Regions from separate parts of the Homo sapiens genome. Here all the other regions are linked to region 3. A link is a loop called in an ENCODE intact Hi-C map of the cell type or tissue named here. Cell type or tissue: heart right ventricle. All regions are shown on one strand. Region 1 overlaps HS6ST1 (heparan sulfate 6-O-sulfotransferase 1). Region 2 overlaps HS6ST1 (heparan sulfate 6-O-sulfotransferase 1). Region 3 has its middle 86 kb from the start of HS6ST1.

Region 1 (8,000 bases), 74 kb after region 3:
TCCTTGCTCACGGCATCTTCTGCCTGCAACGCCCTCCTGTCCTCACCCCTCCCTGTGTGTTCCTCCAAAGTGCTGACCACATGTTTCTCTGGTCCCCCACAGTCTAAACCCCAGGAGCCAGGCCCACACATCCGACCTGCTGCCCATTCCCAGGAGGAAATGCCAGGCTTTTCTGGGGCCTGGGCCTGCCCCACCCCTGATGCCCAAGGGCGAGGCACACAGCCAGGACACCTCCACTCTCGACGTTCTCTGAAAGGATGCCCCAAGATGCAGACCAAACATGCAGCCAAGAGGTGCTTTGCAGCATCACAGAGGACAGTAAAGGCAGGGCCAGGAGGGCATGTGAAGTGCTCAGGGACACGGGGCCATGCAGAGGAGCTGGGAGCAGGCTGACCCTGACCCTAACAGCACAACACCCATGGGGCCACCCTGAGGGCTGAGGACAGCTCTATGTAGTGCCTCTGTGCTTGAGAACAAGTTCTAGAATCAGCATGCATTACTGTTACAGTAAGAACAAAACCGAAGAGAAGTACCTAAAACGTAGTTTCCAGATCTAGCACCCAATCATGCAAAACCCTGAGCTTAAAGTCCCACCTGCACACGCACCTGTCTGGGCCCAGATGCTCCTCCATACATGGTGGGGGGACACTGGCTGGCCAACCCCGTCAAGTGGGCACTTGCCACCTGTTGGCCAACATCCTTCTGCTTCATGACATCCAGGCTGCCTGCTAAAGGGGACATCTGGGAGGTGCCTAGAAATAAATGGCTGAGGCTCCCTTGGGAGAACGCTACTGCAGCCCAGTGTGGGTGCCCAGGTCCTCACCCAAAGGCCACTGTGGTGGCTACTTTTAGGTGTCAACTTCACTGGGTTAAAAGACACCAAGATTGCTGGTAAAGCTTTGTTTCTGGGTATGTCTGTGATTGGCATTTGAATGGGTGGATTGAGAAAAGAAGACTGACTTCTCCAGCGTGAGCAGAGATCTTCCAATCTACCGCACGCCTCAACAGAACAGGAAGGTGGAGGAAGGGTGAATCTCCTCTCTCTTCTGGAGCTGGGACACTCATCTTCTTGCCCTTGGACATCAGAACTCCAGGTTCTCGGGCCTTTGGGCTCTGGGACCTAACACCACAGCCCCCAGGTTCTCAGGCCTTTGGCCTTGGACTAAGCCTGCTCGCTGGCTTCCCTGGTTCTCCAGCTTGCAGATGGCAGATCTCGGGTCATCTTAGTCTCCCTAATTGCATAAGCCTATTCCCCCAATAAATCCTCTTTCACCTGTCTCTATATATCCTATAAGTTCTGTCCCTCTGGAGAACCCTAATATAGCTCCCCCTCCCCGACCCCTACGCTGGGGGATGCTGCCAGCCATGCTCGTCCTCTTGAAGTGTGTCCGAGCCTTTAGAAACTGGGTCTCCCTGTGTGGGTGCTCCCCAGGGACAGAGATGGTGCATGGTACAGGCCTGGTGAGAGGAGGGCCTCTAGCCCCTCAGGACCAGGACCACTGCCTGGGCACTAAGCTGTCTTTGGCTAAGGGGCAGGAGGACGAAACAAGTACCTGTCACAGACTGTAAGGCCCTGGCATCCCTCGGAGGCTGCCTTGCTAATGGACAGCTGCACAGGACTCCAGAAAGGTCCCTGGGTTGGCTGGTGACCTCTGCCCGTGGGTCCCCTCTCGGGAGAGCCCAGCACTGCAGCAATGCACACAGCCGCTGTAGTCAGATGCTGGCCAAAAACCCTCTGCCACTGGGAAGATATGGAGGCACCCATGTACCAGAGAACAGGGACAGTGACACTGTGTCCCATCAGAGTGCTCACAGCAGTGTCGCACAGCAGTGGCAGCCCTCACTGGGTCAGTGAGAGGACCCACCCTGGAGCACTCAGCATCTCATGACACTCAGGAATGGCTACCTTCCTCTCCTGCAGCTGGGCTGGGCTGCACTGGGGAGGGCGGGTGACTGAGCACCCACACACACTTGCAGGCCATCATCCCCTGGCTCTGTGGCAACCCATGGAACATGGTCCCCAGGGCCTTCCTGGTGGCCCAGGGCAGTGCCTGTGATCTGTGTGGAATGCACAGGGTCAGTGTCATGCAGGAGGCAGCTCCCTGCTATGAGGGCCTCCTAAGCTCTCCATTCTGGATTCTCCAGCCTTTGCTGGCCTGACCCATTGCCTGCCTGGGTCCCCATTTGACCCACTTGCTGAAGGATGGGGGTTTGCTCCTGTCCTGGAACAGCCACACCAATCCCAATACCTGCCTTTTACCCACTTGGCTGAAACCTGACACCCCTCTACTTTGTAAGAATGATGTTCTCTGCTGGGAACGTTGCCAGCCCAGCTTCCAGGAAAGCAGAGTAACAAACCCCTCCTTGCTGGGCCTGGCTTCCCGATGGGCCTGCTTGGACAGTTTTAAAGCATGACTTGGGAGGCCTGAACTTTTGCAGGGTTCAGGACGTGTGCCGACAAGCGGCCCTGCCTGGACTTGCGTGAGCTAAACCAACTGCTCAGACCTGCTCACCTTCCTGCCTGCCAGGAGGGAACAGAGGCAGAAGAGGAGGGGCCGAGCCCCTCCAACCGGGAGCCCTGGGGTCTGCAGTGGGCGGGAAGGAAGGAGGCTGTGGCAAGGGTTGGAGCCCGGCTGGCTGAGGCCCTTGTTCTCCAGGCAGAGCTGGAACCCACTCTCACTCTGGGGCCTACCTTCTCCCCGGCTTAGTGCCTGGGCAGAGCCTCTCCTTACGGGTGACATCACAACCCTCTCAACTCCCCCGGGAGACCATCTGCTCTGCCTGCCCTTGATCCTCTCAGGGGAGCTGAAGCATCACACCTGGTGACAGCTGCTTCCAGCAGGCCACTCATTCAGCTGGACCTTGAGGAGGGTGGGCCAGCAGTCCCTCAGGACCTGCCCAGGTTCCCTGCACCATCCTGGACTCCCTGGCGAGCCCACCTGCTCGCAGAGCAGCTGCGTTACCCTCCCAGAGGCAGGCACTGTGGCGGACATGAGCCACACGCCTGGCTCCCCCACTCTGGGGAGTGACCTGCCTGCGACTTGTCACTGGGAGGAGTTTGGGGGAAATCCTGCAGGCACAGGCCTGTGTGTGAATCCCAGCTCTGCCACCGGTGACCTTAGGTGATGAGTTATTTAGGCTCTTTGAGTCTCAGTTTACTCATCTGCAAAACAGCGCCCCTGACAGTGAGGCCTGAATGAGACTGTCACAGCCCCTCCCTGCTCCCAGACTGCACCCTCGGGACAGGAATGCCCTCCTTTGTGCCTCCGCTCCTCAGCAGGGCTAGCACGCTGGTGTCACTCCACAGGACAGTGCCTTCCCTGGCTTTCCCTCCATCAACTGTGGTCGGGCTGGAGGACGTGGCCGCGCCGCTGCGAAGATTTCTCTGCCAGGGAATGTGGACCAGGATTCCAGGGAGAACGCAGCTGCACGCTCCACAGCCTGGCTCCCTGCTCCAGGACGACACCCCCACCCCACCCTGGCCACGATGACGCAAACAGAAAACCTCAGTGCTTACAGATCCCGATCTCCCACGGTCACCAATGCTCTAGAGAGGTAAATATTTACACAGGAGCCTCTAAAGCTCATAACTCAGAGGGGAGATGCTCCCCCTGCCGCCTAGGGGCTGTAAACATTTGTTCCTGCAAGCCCTGCAGCAGAAGGCGCTTTCTAATTCTCAGGTGGATGGTGATGTGTAGGCCCTTCTGTCCCAAGCCAGTGGGGGCATGGCAGCAGGGGTACTGCAAATATGGGGCTGGGGTCACATGGGGTGGGGGCACATTCCAAGGCTGGGATGATGAGGGGGCTACCACCCCCATGCTCCTTTCTGAGGGGGTGCGAAAAGCTTTATCCATACAGCAGTGCCCCACAGGGACAGCCCTGGGTGCGCCCGCAGCAGACGGTGCCCAAGGGGCCTGGGGAGTGAGGGCAGGGCCAGGCACCAGGCTGGAGGCACAGACAGCAGTGTCGTCACTGTCATGGGGGGAGGCTGAGGCACAGGGCGTGGACATTCAGCTCTTTGGCCGGGCTTGGGGGGTGACACAGGCAGGCTTCCCTCTGGGAAACGCCCACCCAGATTTTCACTGGGAGTTGGGGTGGGGGGGTCCCTGTGACTTCAGAGCCGTGGGTTCCAGGCTCTGGTTTTAGGCGGTTTTAGTTGGGTTTCCTTCCAACTCAATCTCAAAGGGACTCCAACACATGCGGCAAAATCGCTGTGAGGGGCCCTGGCACGTGAGGAACTGTCTGCTTGTCTGGCCTTCCTGGGCTCAGGGCTGTGCAGGTGCCACCGTGGGCACTGCTGAGGATCTCCAGGGAAGGCCCTGGGGGGTGCACGCTGCAGGGAGGATGCTGGTCAGCTGCCATCTGTCCACCTGCTCACACTAACAAGCCCCCAGCTGAGCTCTCACCACCAGCAGGGTCCCATGGGGTTCAGAGGTCAGCAGGCATACCTCTTCTTGGCATGTGACTCAGCTGGAAGATGGGATGTACCTGGGCCAGCCTGGCCCTACCTGGTGCAGGCACCGGGATGCCACAGGCCCAAGTCCACACATGGAGAAATGATGAACAGGAGGAGAGAAGCGGGGAGCATGCTACCCATGGAACCTGGCACCAGGACACATAAAGAACGCTTACGAACCAATACGCGAAGCACAAACAACCCTGTAGGGGAAAACAGGCCAAAGACGTGAACAGGTCGGTGGAAGAGACCTCACTGACCGATAAACACATGGTAAGATGCTATCTCTCTGCCATGGGGAAACATGCACTAAGAGCACAGAGGTCCCATTTCCTGGCTCCTGGCCTGGCAGAAATGAGCCAAGAGTGCCCGCCCAAACAATCGGGAACCACGGGCACAGCATGGTGGTGAGGAGAACCTCCCTCTGACACACTCCTAGGGACACATAGGGACCATGAGCGAGCACCGTGGCCGCACCTGGACTGTGATGGCCAAAGTGAATTGCTCCCCGCAGCTGCATTAGAACCAAGCAGAGATCCGTCTGGACTACCTTGATGTTAAGTCCAGCAGTCAATGAATTAAACACGCATGTCAGGGACCAACAGGGATAAATCTCAAAACAAGGCTGAGTGAAGACGGCAAGTTGCAGAAGGTCAAGCAGAGTTTGATAAGGGTTCTGGAAAGTTAGTAACATCAAAACAGCACTGTGTATCATTTAAGGAATACACACATCTACAGCGAAAGCATAAACACAAGGGCAGGAAACATGTGAAACGCAGGACAGTGGTGCTGAGCGAGGCTGCAGGGAGGCAGGGGTGGGGTGGAGCACAGTGCATGGGGTCTTCACCTGCGAGCCGCACCCAGCTAAGCCTGCAGTGGGAACAGAGGTGAAACTCCACAAGGCTCCCCAGTTACACCCCTGGAGATACCATGTAGGGGGTGATAGCAGCTGGTGGGGTCTAGGGAAGGGAGGAACCACTGCATCCGAGGAACAAGGCCTGGGCCCTCAGCCAGGCGAGCCTCTGTGCAGGGCCAGCATCACGTGGCATCCACCCCTTCCTCCTCTTGACCCTGGGTTCCTCTTGGTTGGGTCTCGAGGTTCTCAGATGGCTGGGGGTGGGGTCAGGCTGCCACCCACAGGGTCTCACGACCTGGGCACCAGGACAGATGTGCACAGTCTCTACATCCTGGCTGCTGGCCAGAGAGGGCCAGAGCTTTCTGGAGATCCTGGTAGAGACAGCCTTTTGTCAAATGGGCACAGTCAGGAAGGCACTGGGTGGTCCCAAGGCCATAGCCCAAGGTGAGCAGGAGACCCCCACAGCCAAAACACAGCATGCTCCAGGTCATCACCTTGGAAGGCCAGTGATGACACTTGGTGATGTCCCAGATAACAGGACCCAACCTGCACAGACTTCAGCTGCTTTGAGGGAAGCTCCCTGCAAACCAACTAATTCATGGAGTGAGAACAAGAGCTGACTTCCTAGCTGGCTCTGGAGGTCTCTTCCCTGTCTCCAGGACAGATGGGTCAGATTCTAGCCTCTTATAGTACAGAGGCCACAGTGGAACTGTGGGTATAATTCCAACTGTCTACCTCCTGCACAGGCACTATGAGTATGCCCATTTTACAGATGGGGAACCTGAGCTGCAGAAGCCTGTGAGATGCAAAGCCAGGATTTGGCCCAGCTGGTCTGACTGCAAGCCTGGGGCCTCTCTTTTGCTCTGCTGACACCCCTGGTATGGTCCCGGGGTTTCCCAGCCCCGAGGTGGGTCTTGGCCAGCCTCACCTGCCCTCCTTGTTGCTGGGTTACCCATAGAACCTTCTGTCCTAGTTTGCTGTGGAGGGTGAAGGATAGTGTGGAGCTTACAGAGTGAACTCTCATCTCCTACCACTCCGTGAGGTGGGAAAAGAAAATGAGGTTGAATGTTCCCAACTTCTCCAGGCAGGAATGGGGCCAGAGCTAGAATGCAAACTGGGCTGGCCCCAGAGATGTCCACCTGATACAGCTTCTGAGCAGCGGCCTGGGCTGACCAGTGGAGAGCCCCTCCTAGGGAACAGCTGGGATCCTGGACAAGGACCAGGCCTGCCCCAGCAGGAGGCCCTGTCACAGGGAGATAACAGGCCCCTGCCCCTGCCCATGACCACCGGGGGCGGTCACCCACGGCCACTGACCTCTGTGGCCTTCAAAGCTTCGTAAACAATTAACTCCAGAGTTTCAATCTCTCCAGTTTGTATCTTTCCAGACAATTAGTGATTTGCTCTGATGGCCCTCCTGTTGGGCCTTTTAACGTTCTCTGTGTAAATAATCCTAGGCAGCTGTGCTGGTCACGTGTGGCCTTCAAAGGCAGGCCAGGTGCAGGCTGTCGGGAGCTGCCTCTCACTGAAGCCCTGGCCCCGCGGTCAGTCTCCCCATGGCACGCGGACAGCTGCTGACGGCTCGCTCTCCAGATGAGGAACTGGGCCTGCACTAGGCTGCAGAATGCTAAGGGGTTATGAGTGGCCATGGCTCCCATAAGACATGGACACAGTCCGTGGCTGAGGGATCATGCGGTCACCACGGTCACAGTTAATAAGTCACTGGTTCCTCTACAGAACCAAATGGCAGACTGCCACCCCCCTTTTAGAGATGGGAAGACTGAGGCTCAGACAGGTATCTATCTGGGCCCATGAGACCCACCGGCTCCAGCCACAAGGTAGGAGGGGCTGCCCAGGGCACTCCTCTCTTCCTTGGACTCCCAGCAGAGCTTTCCAGAAGCCCACCCAACACACAGCCCAGGGCCTGAGCAGGCAGCTGAATCCCTATGGATTCCCTGCCCTCCACCGCAGCCTCAGCGCCTGGTCTGCACAGAGAGGACCCAAGACCTCCCGAGGTGGCCCCGTGGAACTTGCGGCGTGTCACCCCCACAGGCATCCCCCCGCAGTGAGCTGGGCCCCAGCCCCAGCCCCAGACCACACGCTGTGTGAGTCAAGGAATCAAGGACCAACAGTGGGGTAGGTGTGAGGCCCCAAAGGTCCTGAGCCCTAGAGGGAGTTCAGGGCAGAGGCACCGCGGCAGCAGAAGGCCACAAGCTGGTGGGGACAGGTGCAAATCCTTAGCGCAGCTCCCAGCACCCACAGAGCTGGCTCAGGAGCAACTGGTGGCATGGAGGGGGAGAGCTGTCCTGGATGGTTTTTGCTCCATGGTCAAGGAAAACAGCCCCATCTTCACCACGGCTGGGGTAGGATGTGTGTGGTCTCTGGTGGCTGGACATCCTCCCTCTGCCCACCTGTGGATCCTAAATGTCCTCTAACAGCCTCCACCCTGGGTTGGGTGGTCTGGGATCAGCACTTGAACACTCCTGTGTGGGCGTGTACCTGCCATGTTTTTCCAAAACAACATCCCTTGCAAGCTGGGGACTTGGGACAATGCCCTATCAGGAAAGGGGCACTTTCAGGAAAGGAACAAAGAGATTAGGCCACAAGTCCCACAGTCAGAAAGCAACTGGCCTGCTTGCAGGGGCCCCTCTCCACTCATGCCGTCCCATCTCCACTGCCCCCCCTTGCTGT
Region 2 (8,000 bases), 50 kb after region 3:
TAAGCCCAAATGTGACCATAACATTTTCTTTATATATTTCTATATTGTCTGTAATTAAACATTACATAAACAACCTAATAGGAAATATGACCCAAGAAGAAATGATTTATAAGAAATAATGTAATGAAGATCACAAAAGCCTCCCCGCTGCATGGGACAGGGTGTAGGCTGCAAAGGGGCCATTAGACGGGGCCGGCCGCACCAGTCCTGCTTGCACTGCATTTGTCCAGGGTGAGCCCTGTTCCTCAGGCCCCTCCCCTCCCATGCCCGAAGCTGATGGGGGTGCGGGGGTGGGTTCCATGAAACAAGGGTCTAACCCACAAGTTTCTAAACTCAGACCCTGAAACAATGGCAATTTTTATACCAGTGCCAACAGAGGGGAAGCTCCCTAAATGTGGGTGAGGACGCTGTCATTTAGAGTCAGAATGACAGAACCTTTTTTTTTTTTTTTTTTTTTTAAGAAATACTGTTGCATTACTTCTGACTCAGTTACTGAAAGAAAATGAATGGTTTTCCGTGGCTCAGAGGAAGAGTCCTTGGGGGGCCGGCTTCAGCGAAACAACAAGCATGCCTGTCACATTCTAGCCCCCAAGGACAAGGACATGGCGTGGTGAGGAAAGCTCTGAGAGGGGCTCTATTCCAATGGTGTGCTTTGATCTCCCAGGGACCAGGGGTCCCACCATGAGGACAGAGGCCACACCATGAAGGTTGCATCTCAGTGATTAGTTTTAAAAACCCTACTCCAGGTCAGGCACGGTGATGCACACCTCCAGGTAGTCCCAGCTACCTGGAGGCTGAGGTGGGAGGATCACTTGAGCTCAGGATCAGGAGTTCAAGGCTGCAGTGAGCTGTGATTGTGCGACTGCACTCCAACCTGGGCAACAGAGCGAGACTTTGTCTCTCAACAGAACAAAACCTGGACTCCAAGGGCACCAGAAATTCAGAGAGGCAACCTGGGAGAACATTCCTCTGAGGACCGCGTGAGCACCCGGCCACACTCAGCGACAGCACCTGCTTCCCCAGCCTACCCTGACTGCTGGCCTTGCCCCAGACCCATGGGACACCACAGGGTACCAGGATGGCTCTCTCCGGAAAGCGACCGGGCCTCACTGAGGCCTGGATCCTCATCACAGGAAGGAAATGAGAACCTTCAGGAGGACGCCAAAGCTGGGAGCTCACGGCATAACACACCACCGTCACCCTCATCAGCATTGCCTGCTGCCAACCCCACCAGGGGCCCCCGGTGCCCATGCCTCTGACAGCACCAAGCAGTCCGGCTTCTGCCCAGTTTGTTAGAAAAAGTGGAAGTCTGATTTTGGCTCCAAGTCCCACTGTGGGGTGGAAGCCGCTGAGCGCCCCACTTGGGGCGGGTGGCTGCCTCCTCTTTCCTGTGGCAGGAAGCAGCCCTCAGGCGCAGCTCTCCAGGGCCACAAGGCCGGGCTGGCTGTCCATGGTGTCATTCCTTCTGAGAGGGGGCACCTGCAGGTCCAGGAGGGCAGGGGATTGGGAGACAGCCCAGAGGAGACGACCCGCTCCCAGGAGGCACAGGCATGTGAGCCACTGCCTGAGAGGGAATGGCTTCCCCACCGCTCTGGTGTGCCTGCACCTGACCCAGTGCCGCAGCACCAGGCCTGGCTTGGCCCAAGGGCAGGCAGCCCCTCCCCTCTGCCTGCAGAAAAACCCAGATCATCAAGTTCTGAGCTGGCGGCAGCAGGCTGGGGAGCCCCTCTACAAATGCAACACAGAAAATGCTGGGCTAAGGCTGTCCCTTCTTGGTGACGTCTGTAGAAGAGTAGTCAGATTTTTTTTTTTTCATTAACTCAATCTGCTTCCAAACATACCCAGGTCTGGAGAGGGGCCCCATGACATCAGTGGTCAGGTGCTGTGTGGGCACAGGGGGCAGTCCTCACCCATGTGCTTCCTGGGAAGGCTGTGCTGCCCACACCCCTTCCAGAGAGCCCCCTCTTGCCTCAGGACACACACAGGGCAGGCAGAGCCTGCAGCTGATGGGACCTTTGGCAGGACACCCGGATGGACAGGTGAGGCTGACCCAACCCCAGGGAGCCCCTCACCAGTGACCTGACAGCCTGGGCGTGTCCCAGCTGGAGAGATGAGGAAGCAACACCAGAGAGGCCAAGGCTACTCACCCCCTCAAGCATGGGCTGGGCTTGGAGCTGGGTCAGCTGAGATCCAGCCTCAGCCCAGCCCCTTGGCAGGAAGGGAGCAGCAGGGCTGAGGCCCATCTCCCTGCCCTGCCCCCTCTGGCAGACGGAGGCACCTGGGTCTGGACAGGACTGGCCAGCTGGTGCCTGCTGGCCTCATGACGCTGCTTCTGCTCTGCCTACCTCTAGCAAAGTGTGGCATGGGGGGTGGGGGTGCCTCCTTGGTTCACCCAGGGGAGCTGAATTCTTACGGATGGGTGGAAAGGCAGTCCAGGTGGTACAGGGCTCTGTGCTCATGTGGCCCTCAAGAGAGAGGCTTAGAAAACAGTGCAGAAAGTCCCTGAGGAGGAAGACGCCCAGGAGATGATGTGCAGCCAGGTGTGGCTGTGTGACTGTCCGGCCATCAGGATGTCCTTAGAGACAGCCTTCTTTGCCCTGTTTTCCTGCTGCTGACCGGAAAGCGGATGTGACCGCGGAGCACCAGCAGTCACCTTGGACCATGAGGCAGAAGCCCCACTTTGTAGAGCGAAGAGAAAGAGCCTGGGTTCTTGGTGTTTCCTTGGCGTTCCACCAGCCTGGTCTGCTTATGCTGGGCTCCCTTCCAAAGGGAGGGAAATAAAAAATAAACTGCTGCCCTGTTTTGGCCTCTGAACCTAATCCATCTATTCAGGGAGATACACCAGGGACCTGAATGAGATGACAGGGTGGGCTCCCGGGCGGGGCCAGGAGGGCCTGGCAGCAGCCTGGGCTCAGGAGTAACTGAATTATTAATTTACTGAACTCCTGGCGCTTTACCCAGTCACCCCATAGGCATGAATTATTCTCATTCTGCAGATGAGGAAACTGAGACCCAGAGAGGTTCAATAACTAGCCCAGGCCACATGGCTGGTCAGGGCAGCACTGGGATTGGAGCCCATGTCCACCTGGACCCAGGCTGTGACTGACTGAAGAGAACTATTCACCTGCTGAGCCACAGCCTCCAGGCTGGAAGGGCAGGCTGACCTTGCCAGTCCCCAGAGGCTAGGCAGATACAATGGCCTGGCAATGCTGCTCAGGACGCCCTGCTGACTACTGCCCAAACCATGGCCAGGGTGGTGTTTTCTGACTAGGAACAAAAATCACAGCCCGTTTCCTTAGAGCACAGTGCATCAGTGAAGAGTCAGAGTGGTCTGCATAAAGAAAAAACCACCTTTAGCCCTGCAGTGAAGACGCGGCAGTACTGGGCTGAACCACTGTAAACAGAAACTGCGGCTGTCCAGCAGCACCAGAGGGACAGAGCCGAAGCCCTGGACTCTGGCCCAACCTGGTGGTACCTCACTGTGGGTCACTGGGCGGGCCTTCCTCTGGCCTCCTGGACAGGGTCTGTCTGGTCCCTCACAGCCCTACCCAGCCCCCACCGGCCCGCGGCAGATGGTTGAAAACGCTGCGGGTGCAGAGCTGGGCTGCGGCCTGAGGAGCTGAGGGCAGCTCCGCCAGCGTCCTAATGGCACTGCCAGCCCCTGCTGGGAAGCCAGATGGGCAGAGACCCCGAGGCAGGAGGGCATGTCGGGGGCAGGCCTGTGTGTCCCTGCAAGGCAGGAAGTGGCAGGGTGGGGACAAGGCTGCTTGAGCCCCACCTCTGTGCCTCTGCAACTGCCCCAGCCCCTTCCTGCTCCCACCAACCGGTGGAGGCCTGGAATCCAGGGAAGACGCTTGTGCCTGCCAGGATCTCCTACCTGGAGGGGAGCTGGGCACTGCGGAGGAGCAGAGGGCCCAGCCTGGAAGCCTGAGCGTGCCCAGGGCGCACAGCCCAGCCCGGCATGTTGGGCTCCAGGTGCTGCAGGCCACAGCTCCTAACACAGGCGGTGCTGACCGCCCCACATCTGGGGCCTCTGGACCTCAGGGGACCAGACACCCTGGGGAGGGGCTCACGGATTCCATCCTCACTGCCAGGGGGCTGTCATCTCCACTTTGACTCACTCAGCTCCTCCTCCAAAGTCACCTCTCCAGCAAATAAAAACAGCTGTCCTATCAGATCCAAGCACCTGGCTCCAGGCCCACAGCTGTGTGTCCTGGGCAGGCCACCCCTGCGAGCCCACTTTCCTGCAGTTGAAAAAGGCCAGGACTCTCTGGCTCCCCAACACAGTGCTGGGGCAGTGTCCCCCGAGCCCAGGGTGACTGCTTAGGGGCTCTGGGGCACTGCACAGAAATCCGCTCACAGCAGGGGTCACTGCAGGCCTCTGTCACTGCAACAGCTCCCAGTCTGGACAGAAGGGGCCCTGGTAGGTTTCCAGCCCCAGAGCTCAGCAGTGCTCACATCTCTGTCTTCCCACTGGCCTAGTTCTTCCTTGGTGGCAGGGACCCCAAATGACGGGGAGCAATCCCAGTGACCCCCTGGCAGAGGACATAGTGGTTTAGGAGTTACTGTGCAGCTATGCTGTGAGATGGTCTGCTCCACTTGGAGCAGCCAGGGAGGTGTCCATGGAGGAGGTGACCCCGGGCCAGGTCTCTCAGGTGAGGTGGTGGCCTCCAGCAGTGCCACTTACACCTGGAACTCTGTGACAGCTGGAGGTTGTTGGGCCCCATGTCCTGGTCCTCGTGAGCATGTCTTCTGCAGCCTCGGCCTCCCCCTCGCTCCTCCCTCCCCCATTATAGGGATGGCAGGGGTGGGCTTTGGCCAGGCTGCTGGAGTGTGGGTCTACCCCTGTGGGTGAGGTGCCTGCTGGCAGGAAGTCCTCAGCTCCCTCCTGAGGAAGATGCAGGGAGCTCTTGGGGGCTTCCTGAGTTCTAGAGCTATCGCCACTCCTGCCGAAACATCTCTCCCACTGCAAGCCTGGGTTAAAATGCAACTGACTCCTGGGACTGTGGAGATTTGGATACAAAAATGGCAAAAATGGACCCCACAACTGTAAATCCCACATTCCAGGTCAAGAAATGGAGGCTGGGTGGCCCTTTCACCTGCCGAGGGACACAGGCCTGGACGGAGCTGGAGCAGGGGGGCTGAGTCAGACCCACGGGGCAGCCCCCCACCCTCACCCCACTTCCAGGGCCCCACAGCCACCCTCCTGCCGGCCCTGTTCCCGGGGGCTTTCCTGCAAGGATGTAGGCTTCCTGGCTGGACCCTGCTCTCAGGCTCCCACAGCCAACTCTGCAACTAGGTGCTCAGACAGGGCAGGGGCACCCAGCTTAGGCATCTCGGCTCCACCCTCCGATGGCCCGTGCCCAGGTTGCCAACACAGGCACCTGGTCCCCTCATCCACAGGCGGCCCCCCACCCTAGGGGCCTTCTCTTGCCTCCCTCCCACCTGTTGCCACCTGTCCCCAGTCACACAAGGCCCCAAGTCTCTGCCATCCCTCCCACATTACACCCATGGGCACACACCAGCCTGTGCCCCAGCTACTCATCCCTTTGTCCCAGGTGCTGTGCACACAGCAACGCCTACCATACTGTGGAGGTGACATCGTCCCTCTTTTTTTTTTTTTTTGAGACGGAGTCTTGCTTTGTCGCCCAGGCTGGAATGCAGTGGCGTGATCTTGGTCACTGCAACCTTTGCCTCCTGGGCTCAAGCAATTCTCCTGCTTCAGCCTTCCGAGGCTAAGGCTCCATGATACCCAGCTAATTTTTGTATTTTTAGTAGAGATGGGGTTTTGCCATGTTGGCCAAGCTGGTCTTGAACTCCTGACTTCAGGTGATCCACCTGCCTCAGCCTCCCAAAGTGCTGGGATTACAGGCGTGAGCCACTGTGCCCAGCCCCATCGTCCCTCTTAACGGGGCTGACTGAGCCCCTGAGAGGTTGTGACTTTCCCAGGGCCAGAGCCAGAAACGGAGAGGGACCCCACGGCTGCAGACCCCCACCCCCCACCTGGTGGTTTGGGCCTAAATGCTGAGCTCAGTTTTTCTGGACCTGCCAGTGCTCCTCCTTGGAGGCTTCCAGGATGTCATCACTGTGGCCCCACTGGCAGGCCTGGTGCCCGGGCCTCACCAGAGCACCCTGTGCTGCGACCCGACCTCTGGCCTCCAGGAAACAGGCGGCATGCCAGAGAACACACGCTGATGGAGTGCCTACTGCGTGCTCTAGGTCGCCGACCACCAGCCAAGCCCTGGGGCAGCAGTCCCCATCTAGCCTGTTTTCCAGTAAGGGAAATGAGTGTTCCACGCTCTCTGGGTTCTACCCTTCTTCTTTGTAGCCTCCCAGCCAGGGGTCTGGTGGAGGTCTGACTCCTCTGTCCTGTGCCCTTGGATGTGGTATGGAGGAGGGGAGAATAAGGCAGCCCCCAGGTTCTGGGCGCACCCCACTCCCTACGTGGGAAGGGCAGGTGGCTCCCTCTCTAGCCTGCCGTGGTGGCAGGGTCCACAGACCCCACTGGGGCCCAACAACGTGAGGCCCTGCCTTGCCCTGCACTGGGCGCCTGTGTACCCAGTCTCCCAAGGCCTTGTCCCACCTCACAGCCAAGCTGCTCACCTGGATGCCTGCCGCTACGGCCCAGCTCTGCTACCCTGAGGACTCAGCTGCACTGTGCAGGGAAGGTTCTAGGACCAGGGGAAGCCTTGGGGGATGGGCAGGGCTGTCTGCCAGCACCTGGGCCAGTGAGGCTCGAGGAAAGGCCCGTCTGTGGCACCCCTGTCTCTGCCTCCACCCTGCCAGGCTGACTCCTGCCTGGGGGTCCATACACTGTCTCCCTTCCCATGGTGGGTGTCCCTGCCTGCCAGTTACTGCTCCCAGCTGGCTCGGACAACCATCCCCATGGGCCAGGGCCTTTCTCCACTGATGGGTGGTACTGGGAGCTGAGGGCCTCCACCCCACCCTCAGGCCGGCAGTGGGACAGGTGCCGTCTGCCCCAAAATAGCTCTGTCCGGCAAGGGGGCTGAGGAATTGGATGAGACAGCCAGAGGGGACACAGGTCCCAGTGTCAGATGGATGAACAGGTGGGATTCCTGCTCTGCCAGCTGTCCTGTGTGGCCTGGGGACAGTCACCCTGGCCCCTCTGAGCCCCAGGGACTGTCTCCATAAAACTCGTAGACAGAAAGCCACTTCCCAGACTGGCGATCTGGTGTGTGGCGTATGTAGGGAGACTTAGAGCCTACAGCACCCTGCAGGGGTGAGGGCTCATCCAGCCCAGGACTGGCGTGGGGGACCCCAGCAGGTGCAGCAGATGTGAGCTGTGTGATCTCACCTTGTCACAGTCCCTGTCCCATCCAATCTGCCATTCCTATTCCTCCCTCCCAGGGGGAATCTATCGTGGCCGAGGTCTGCGGGCTGGAGCCAGGGTCCTGCTCTCACAGCATCCTGCAGGGCCAGGAACATAGACACTAAAGACCCAGGCAAGCAAGCGCCAGGGAGGGGTGGGTCAGGGGGCCTCATCAGACTGCAGGTCAGGAGCTTGGAGGACGAGGAGGAGCAGGCCTGGCAAGGGGGCTGGGGAATGAATTCCAGACAAACCTGCAGAGCAGCAGAGGACAGGCAGGAGGCCGGGCAGGGCCCCTGGGAGCTTGCACTGCACGCCCAGGCTTTGCAGGCCATCCAAATGCACGGGTTGGTCAGAAGAGGAAATGAGTTCATGGTTTCAAGGACAGGACACTGCTATTAAATGGTGGGAAAAAGGAAAACTTCTGACCTTGTGTCAAAATACTGACTTGTTAAAAAATAAAAAACAAGAGGCTTTATTAGCGTAGGTTTAGGAAATACCTCCTCAGCCCCTTCCCTAACAACGTCTGCAAGCGGGTGAAAATCTTTGCTGGCTTTACAAACAAGGTCAGCAAAGGTTTCAGAAAACAGAGCAGGCTGCTGGCCACGATACGCCTTGCCTCCTGCAAAGCTGTGCCCACCCAGATAGAGAAACCAAGGCCCCACCTGGTTGC
Region 3 (8,000 bases):
TGAGAATGTATCCCTGTCATTAAGTGACACATGACTATGTTTCCTGTACATATATTGAGCATCACATTAGACCATTTTTAAAATCAAACATGATTTTAAAAACTATAAGGACAGTTATTATATTTAACCCTATTTTTTAAACCAATTTCTTTGTTCTTTCTTTTCTTTTTCTTTTTTTTTTTTTGAGACAGGGTCTCACTCGGTCACCTAGGTTGGAGTATAGTGGTGCAATCTCGGTTCACTGTAACCTCTGCCTGTTGGGCTCAAGCAATTCTCCCACTTCAGCCTCCCGAGTAGCTGGGACTACAGGCATGTGCCACCACATCTGGCTAACTTTTGTATTTTTTGTAGAGGTAGAGTTTTGCCAAGTTCCCCAGTCTGGTCTCAAATTCCTGACCTCAAGCGATCTGCCCGCCTTGACTTCCGAAATTGCTGGGATTACAGGTGTAAGCCACTGCGCCCCACCTTTCTTTTCTTTTTGATATTCCAGGATTCCTTTTGTTGCACTTACTTTTTGTTCAGAAAATAACTTTTGTTGTTGTTGTTTTGAAATGGAGCCTCGCTCTGTCGCCCAGGCTGGAATGCAGTGGCACGGTCTCGGCTCACTGCAACCTCTGCCTCCCAGGTTCAAGCGATTCTCCTGCCTCGGCCTCCTGAGTAGCTAGGATCACAGGTGCATGCCACCACGCGTGGCTAAGTTTTTGTATTTTTAGTAGAGACAGGGTTTCACCATGTTAGCCAGGATGGTCTCGATCTCCTGACCTCGTGATCTGCCCACCTCAGCCTCCCAAAATGCTGGGATTACAGGCATGAGCCACTGTCCAATTCCCAGAGAATGGCTTTTAAGCGTTCTTTAGGAGTAGGTCAGCTGGTGACAAATTTGCTTGTGCTCCTCTGCCTGACAGACTTAATTTCTCCTCATTCCTAATGGAAATTTTTATTCGCCATGGAGTTGACATTGATAGTTTTTTTCATTCAGCACTGGAAAATGGTTTTGCCACTTCCTCCTTGCCTCCATGGTTTCAGATAAGAAATCTGCTGTTGTTTGACTTTTTTAAAAATTTTTTTGAGATGGAGTCTCGCTCTGTCGCCCAGGCTGGAGTACAATGGCACAATCTCGGCTCACTGCAACCTCTGTCTCCCAGGTTCAAGCAATTCTCCTGCCTCAGCCAACTGAGTAGCTGGGATTACAGGTGGGTGCCATCACCGTGGCCGGCTAATTTTTGTATTTTTAGTAGAGACGGGGTTTCACCCTGTTGGTCAGGCTGGTCTTAAACTCCTGACCTCGTGATCCCCCCCACACCCCTGCCTTGGCCTCCCAAAATGCTGGGATTACAGGCATGAGCCACTGTACCTGGCCGATTTTGTTTTTTTTTTAAGACGGAGTCTTGCTCTGTTGCCCATGCTGGAGTGCAGTGGTACCTCTGCCTCCTGGGTTCAATTAATTCTCCTGCCTCAGACTCCTGAGTAGCTGGGATTACAGGCAGGCGCCACCATGCCTGGCTAATTTTTTATTTTTTGTAGAGATGGGGTTTCTCTATGTTGGTCAGGCTGGTCTCGAACTCCTGACCTCAGGTAATCTGCCCGCCTCAGCCTCCCAAAGTGCTGGGACTACAGGAGTGAGCCACCATGCCCAGCGTAATTTTTTGTATTTTTAGTAGAGACGGGGTTTCACCATGTTAGCCAGAATGATCTCGATCTCGTGACTTGGCGATCTACCCGCCTCGGCCTCCCAAAGTGCTGGGATTACAGGCGTGAGCCACCGCGCTTGGCCCAGGGGAGGTGATTTTTAAAAAGGTTGAGAAACATTGGTTTAACCTAAATATTATTTACTGTTACCTGTTTTTTGAATCGTATATAACTGGAGTCCTCTGCAGCAGGCAGTTTTGAGGGTCACGCATGCCTGTGCATTCATTCCTTTTCCTTGCTGTCTACTTACCAGTTTCTTACCTGCTCCCTCCAGTGAATAGCCACTTGGATTGTTTTCAGGTTTCTGCTTTACAGACAAGGCTCCTGCACACATTCTTCTATGTGGGTCCTGGCCCACATGTGCCAGGGTCTCCCGGGTGTATACACTCAGAGGAGTGGGCTTGCAGGGCCCTAGGAAAGCAGCTTTACTGGTTGCCCACATTTACTGGGTCCTGCCAATCTGTGTTTCAAAGTCAGTGCACAGTTTACATTCCCGCCAGTTGTGTATGCAAGTTCCTTTTTCTCTAAGTCTTCCCCAACACTTTATGTTGACAAGAGATTTTAAATTTTGCTGATTTAGTGGGTGTGGAATGGCATGTCCTTGTTTTAGTTTACATTTCGTTGATAATAAATGAAGTTGGACATCTTTTCACACATTTAATGGGCCTCCTGGTTGCTCTCTAGGAAGATCTGTTCTGGGTTTTAATTCTTTGAGTTTTGCCTTTTTCCTCTTAGTTAATAAACGAAAAACAAATACATAAAAAATATATAGTCTCGATATGACTCCTTTTCAGGTATATGTATTGCCAATAATATCTTTTTTCCAGTTTGTTGCTTTTTTTTTATTCTCTTTGTGTTGTCTTTTTTTTTTTTTTGAGATGAGCCTCTCTCTGTCACCCAGGCTGGAGTGCAGTGGCGCGATCTTGGCTCACTGCAACCTCCACCTCCCGGGTTCAAGTGATTCTCCTGCCTCAGCCTCCCGAATAGCTGGGTTTACAGGCGCCAGCCACCGTACCCAGCTAATTTTTGTATTTTTAGTAGAGACGGGGTTTCACCCTGTTGGCCAGGATGATCTCGATCTCCTGACCTCGTAATCTGCCCGCCTCGGCCTCCCAAAATGCTGAGATTACAGGCGTGAGCCACCACAATCGGCCTGTGGTGTCTTTTTTTTTTGAAACAGAGTCTTGTTCTGTTGCCAGGCTGGAGTGCAGTGGCACAATCTCGGCTCACTGCCACCTCCGCCTCCCAGGTTCAAACTATTCTTCTGCCTCAGCCTCCCGAGTAGCTGGGACTACAGGCTCGCGCCACCAAACCCGGCTAATTCTTGTATTTTTAGCAGAGACCAGATTTCACCATATTGGCCAGGCTGGTCTTGAACCTCCTGACCTCGTGATCCGTCCGCCTCGGCCTCCCAAAGTGCTGGGATTACAGATGTTCGCCACGGCGCCCGGCCCTGTGGTATCTTTTTTTTTGAGATGGAGTCTCACTTTGTCACCCAGCCTGGAGTGCAGTGGCGCGATCTCGGCTCACTGCAACCTCCGCCTCCCGGGTTCAAGCTATTCTGCCTTAGCCTCCCGAGTAGCTGGGACTACAGGCGCGCACCACCATGCCCGGCTAATTCTTGTATTTTTAGTAGAGACCGGCTTTCACCATATTGGCCAGGCTGGTCTCGAACTCCTGACCTCATGATCCACCGGCCTCCGCCTCCCAAAGTGCTGGGATTACAGGTGTGTGCCACCGCACCCAGCCCTGTGGTGTCTTTTTAAACAACAGAACTTGGGGCTAGGTGTGGTGGCTCACGGTTGTAATCTCAGCACTTTGGGAGACCGGGGCAGGAGGAGTGCTCGAGCCCAGGAGTTGGAGACCAGCCTGGGCGCTCTCACAGCTCACTGCAGCCTCGACCTCCTGGGCACAAGTGATCCTCCTGCCACAGCGCCTCCCAAAGTGCTGGGATTACAGGCGTGGGCCACCGCGCCCGGCTAAAAATCAGTCTTTTCCTTTGGCTTCTGGTCTCTTCGCCTCGTTTAAGAACTCCTAGCTGCGGCCGTCCGGACTCTCCCTGGTGCTGGTGGAAGTTTCTGGGGCGCACTCTCATGTTGCTGCCTGGGGAGTCTTGCACCCCACAAGTGCGCCTCTCTCCTCCCGCGTGAGGCTGGGGGGCCGGCTTGGTTGTGCAGGGGAGAGGAGGCCCAAGGGGCTGCGCCCGGTCACCCGCGCGACCACCGCGGGCCGAGGCGGGAGCGCGGCGGCGGCTGTGGCGGAGTCACCTTGCGCTCTACCTCCCTGCTCTTCCCTTCCAGGCGAGCTTGGGGACGAGGAAGGCCGAGCCCGGCGGCGCGGCCCGAGCGCCCGCTTCCTCGCCAGCATTGGGTTCCCTGAGGGGCCGCCCTGCCCCGCGTCAGCCTCTGCAGCCTCCAACCCTCCCGGGGAGCACAGCGGGACGCTGGAAGCCCCACTGCCTTAGGAGGCCGTTCTCGGGAGGGCCGCCCCGTTTAGAAGATGGGAAAGGTGCAGAAAAAGAAGACCAATAGACGATGTCCCCACTCGCACACAGGGCCAGGTTCCCTGCCCGCCCTGCCCTTCGCTCTCCCGGCGGCGACGGCCGCGCGACCTTTCCGGGGACGGTCTCGGGAGTGCCATGGGGTCCCTGGGGCTCGGATCTCGGCGCCCGCGTCTCCGCCGGGGGCGACCCCACAGCCAGGCTCCTTCTTCGGCACAGAACCCGCCTCGGCTACCGGCCTCCAGCCCCCTTTCTAAATTCCTGCCGGCCTCGGGGTTCGGGTGACAGGGCCCGGGGACTGGGTGGCGAGGAGAGAGGACAGGTTTCCTCCGGTCGGGCGGGGTGGCGCGGCTGCGCGAGGGGTTCTGTTTGGAGGGCAGCGCGGAGCCCTCTGCTGGCCGCGGTGGGGACCGCTGGCTCCCCTGAAGTCACCAGGCCGGCGACGCTGCAGCCAGTCCTTCCTCGTCCTCCTTCCTCCCTGTGCAAAGGTGGGCTCAGTACCACGTGGAAATCACCGTGGCACAGGCACCAGGTGGGTGGGTTTGAGAAGCTGTGCAGTGTCCAACATCCTGTTACAAAGGAATTGCAGGTATTTAAGAATTAAAGAAAAACTATTCTCTTTTCTACTTACGTGTATCACTTTCTCAAACGCCAGCTGAGTAATTAGCATATACGTGCTTGTTGGGTGGCTTGGACCTAACTACTTAATAAATGCACCTGCCAGGTGTTGCCTGCGCCTAGGAGGCCCTGCAAATTTTCGAAGACACGGAGGGCTCCATGAACTGAAGTTGGGAACTGGAGGTTCCCAAATTTAAACATTAACATCTTCCTCAGGAGGGTGGCCACAGGTGCATTTTGGCAGTTCCCTTTGGTCAGGCGGGACACCAGAGGGGCCTGATGTCAGGCAGGAACTGGAAGGGGTGGATGTCTAAGCTACCTTTGCCCTGCTGAACCCTGATGGGCAGCATTTCTTTTCTGAAAGCAAAACTCAAAAGAAGAATTCAGGCGGGATGTGAACTCACCCCTGTAATCTCAGCACTTTGGGAGGCCAATGCGGGCAGATCACCTGAGGTCAGGAGTTCAAGACCAGCCTGGCCAACATGGTGAAACCCTGTCTCTACAAAAATACAAAAATTAGCCAGGCATGATGGCAGGTGCCTGTAATCCCAGCTACTTGGTAGGCTGTGGTGGGAGAATTGCTGGAACCCAGGAGGCATAAGTGGCAGTGAGCTGAGATCGCGCCATTGCCCTCCAGCCTGGGCAAATAGAGTGAGACTCCGTCTCTAAAAAAAAAAAAAAAAAAAAAAAAAGAGGAATTCAGGTGTGCATTTTGTCTATACCCACGTGGTGTTGACCAGCCTGTGAAGTGTACTTGGGCCTGAGAAAAATTGGAGAAACAACAGGACATGGATTTGCTGAAGGCTTCACACTGAGCTGTGTTGATTGTGTGGGGACTCCATGAGGCCGGTGATAGCCTGGCACAGCTGGAAGGCCCTGTGTCCACAGCACGAAAAAGCTCAGGTCTTCCCAGGGCCAGACATCAGGCCATGTGGAAAGCAGCAGGGCAGCATCTGTTGAAATTTAACATGCCTCTGTCTTCGGGCCAGCAGCCCCACTCTGGGCAACCAGACGTAGAAATAAAGCACAAGTGAGTGAGGCTGTGTACAGGGACTTTACCATGGGGCCCCAAATTGGTAACAAAGTGACTGTTTGTCACCCAGGGCTGGGTGAGTAAATTGCAGTCCCTTACAGCATGGAATATTGTGCAGCCACAAAAAGGATCCAGTGAGGCTGTGAGCAGTAGATTTCACAGGGATTTCTACAAGGCATCATTGACTGAGAAAATCATGATACAGAAAAATGTGTGAAACAAGATGCCACTGTGCAATGAATTAACTGAATACCTCTATGTATGCATATGTGTAGAGGTATATACGCATCAATATGCACACGTGTGCTTGATTATTATATGTAAGGATAAAGGAAAATACGGAGAATAGATGGAATACAAATTAGGTTATTGACAGGGTATCTGGGTGGTAAGACAGAGATGGGAGAGGAAAGGGGAGTATACAGCCAAGAAAAGAAAGAAATGAAGACTAATTAAAGTAAATTAAAGCAAAGTTCTTGCTTATCTATTTCTATAAGGTGTTACACACATACACACATATATATGCGCACATATACACACTTCAATGTGTATACAGATATGTTTATGACAGAGGGAGATTACACACAGTTCTGTGGCAAGACATAGTGGCATGAGAAAAAAACCATTATTTTTCTTTCAAAATAAATGTATGATGGCCATGGAGTCTGTGGGTCAGGCGCTGGGGAAAAGTTCAGCTGGAGTTTCCACTTGGAGTCAGATGCCATCCAAAGGCTTACCTGTGCTGGGGACCCCCGTTCCAAGGTGGAGCCTCACACAGCTGGCAGTGTGGTGTTAACTGCTGGCTTCTTCATGGGGCTACTTGATGTCTTCGTGGCAGTGCTGGGCAGCCGCAGGTGAACCGTGGTAGACAGATAGTAGCCATAGATAGGGCAATTGAATGCGTGTGGCTGTGGGCTTTAGTTTGCTGACCCCTGACGTAGCCTTGGAGCCATGGTTAAGACTTTGACTTTTTCTTTGAGAGACATGGAGAGGCGCTGGGGAGCTTGAGCAAAGAAATAACCTGGCTTGGCTCAGTTTTTTTTTTTTTTTTTTGAGACAGAGTTTCACTCTTGTTTCCTAGGCTGGAGTACAATGGCACGATCTCGGCTCGGTGCAATCTGCGCCTCCTGGGTTCAAGTGATTCTCCTGCCCTAGCCTCCTGAGTAGCCGTGCACCACCACGCCCAGCTAATTTTGTATTTTTAGTAGATACAGGGTTTCTTCATGTCGGTCAGGTTGGTCTCGAACTCCCGACCTCAGGTGATTCACTCGCCTCAGCCTCCCAAAGTGCTGGGATTACAGGCGTGAGCCACTGCACCTAGGCCTGGCTCAGTTTTAAGAGGGGCACTCTGGCTGCTGTGTGGGGGTCACACAGAGGGGCCAAGAGGGAAGCCAGAAGACCGGGGTGGGTGTGATCTTGCTGTGATCTTGGGGGACAAGGGTGGTGAAGATGGGGTGAGAAGGGGCTCCTGGATGTACTTTGAGGGTAGACTCGGGTTGGTTGATTAATTCATTTACTCAGGAAGAAACACAAATCAAAATGCTCTGTTACAGTTGGCCCCATGTGGTCATCCTGAACTCAGCTCAGATGGCCAAGAAGCTCAGGGGGTGAGTGTGAGGTGGCTGCTCGCGAGTGGGGCGGGGCAGCCGCAGCCAGGGAGATGGAGTGAGGTGGAGCAATTCTACCTAACAGGGAGGCCGGTGTCTGGGGAGAGGGCCTGGGGCCAGGCTGCCCTAGTGCTGAGGGCTGGTTTGCCAGCTGTGTGGGGTCCAAGGAGCAGGCAGCCATTCTGTCAAGGGCTGGCCATCTGTGGCCATGGAGCACAGTGGCAGGGCTGTCCAGCTTGGACAAGCCACAGTTGGCCGATCCTCGACTCTTACGCACTGCTCTGTACAAAGAAATATGTAGATACATAAATTAAAATGAAGCTGTGGGTTTTGTGATTCAAGCTGGTGATTCATGTTCTGCCACTGCTGGTCAGTGCTGTGTTTAAGTAAAAATGCAGGTCCAGCATTTTTTCCCAACTTCTTATCCTGACAATTTTCTGACATGGAGAAAAGTTGAGAAAATAGTTGAACATCCATACACCCACAACCTAGATTCAGCACCTAACTTTTGCCATAGTTGATTCATCTATATATTTTTTTAACCCAATCCCAG

The links. A loop is a pair of places that touch in the nucleus more often than their neighbours do. Peaks named below come from ENCODE experiments on the same cell type or tissue, not always from the same donor. Only the 100,000 strongest peaks of a DNase experiment are listed, where the experiment ranks them.
Region 1: a loop joins it to region 3, with 2.1 times the contacts of the local background. A loop is called at or near these places in 31 of 110 quality-filtered maps.
Region 2: a loop joins it to region 3, with 1.9 times the contacts of the local background. A loop is called at or near these places in 2 of 110 quality-filtered maps.

The regions. Positions count from the first base shown.
Region 1 is chr2:128,302,937-128,310,936 of GRCh38, forward strand. All of the region lies in intron 1 of HS6ST1 (heparan sulfate 6-O-sulfotransferase 1), which reads right to left. Among named protein-coding and RNA genes, the nearest start is that of HS6ST1, 12 kb to the right of the region's middle. RefSeq lists enhancers at 336-415, 6,399-6,693, 7,160-8,000 and a silencer at 6,399-6,693. In heart right ventricle, CTCF peaks have their summits at 2,441 and 3,621; DNase peaks (open chromatin) are centred at 2,325, 3,458, 6,895 and 7,935; H3K27ac peaks cover 1,551 bases.
Region 2 is chr2:128,278,895-128,286,894 of GRCh38, forward strand. All of the region lies in intron 1 of HS6ST1 (heparan sulfate 6-O-sulfotransferase 1), which reads right to left. Among named protein-coding and RNA genes, the nearest start is that of HS6ST1, 36 kb to the right of the region's middle. RefSeq lists an enhancer at 5,615-6,444. In heart right ventricle, a CTCF peak has its summit at 4,353 (motif pointing right); a DNase peak (open chromatin) is centred at 2,121; H3K27ac peaks cover 2,735 bases.
Region 3 is chr2:128,229,118-128,237,117 of GRCh38, forward strand. No RefSeq gene overlaps it. Among named protein-coding and RNA genes, the nearest start is that of HS6ST1, 86 kb to the right of the region's middle. RefSeq lists silencers at 3,920-4,119, 4,440-4,629 and enhancers at 4,670-4,759, 7,560-8,000. In heart right ventricle, CTCF peaks have their summits at 4,581 (motif pointing left) and 4,788; DNase peaks (open chromatin) are centred at 3,778, 4,070 and 4,544; H3K4me3 peaks cover 1,184 bases; H3K27ac peaks cover 1,463 bases.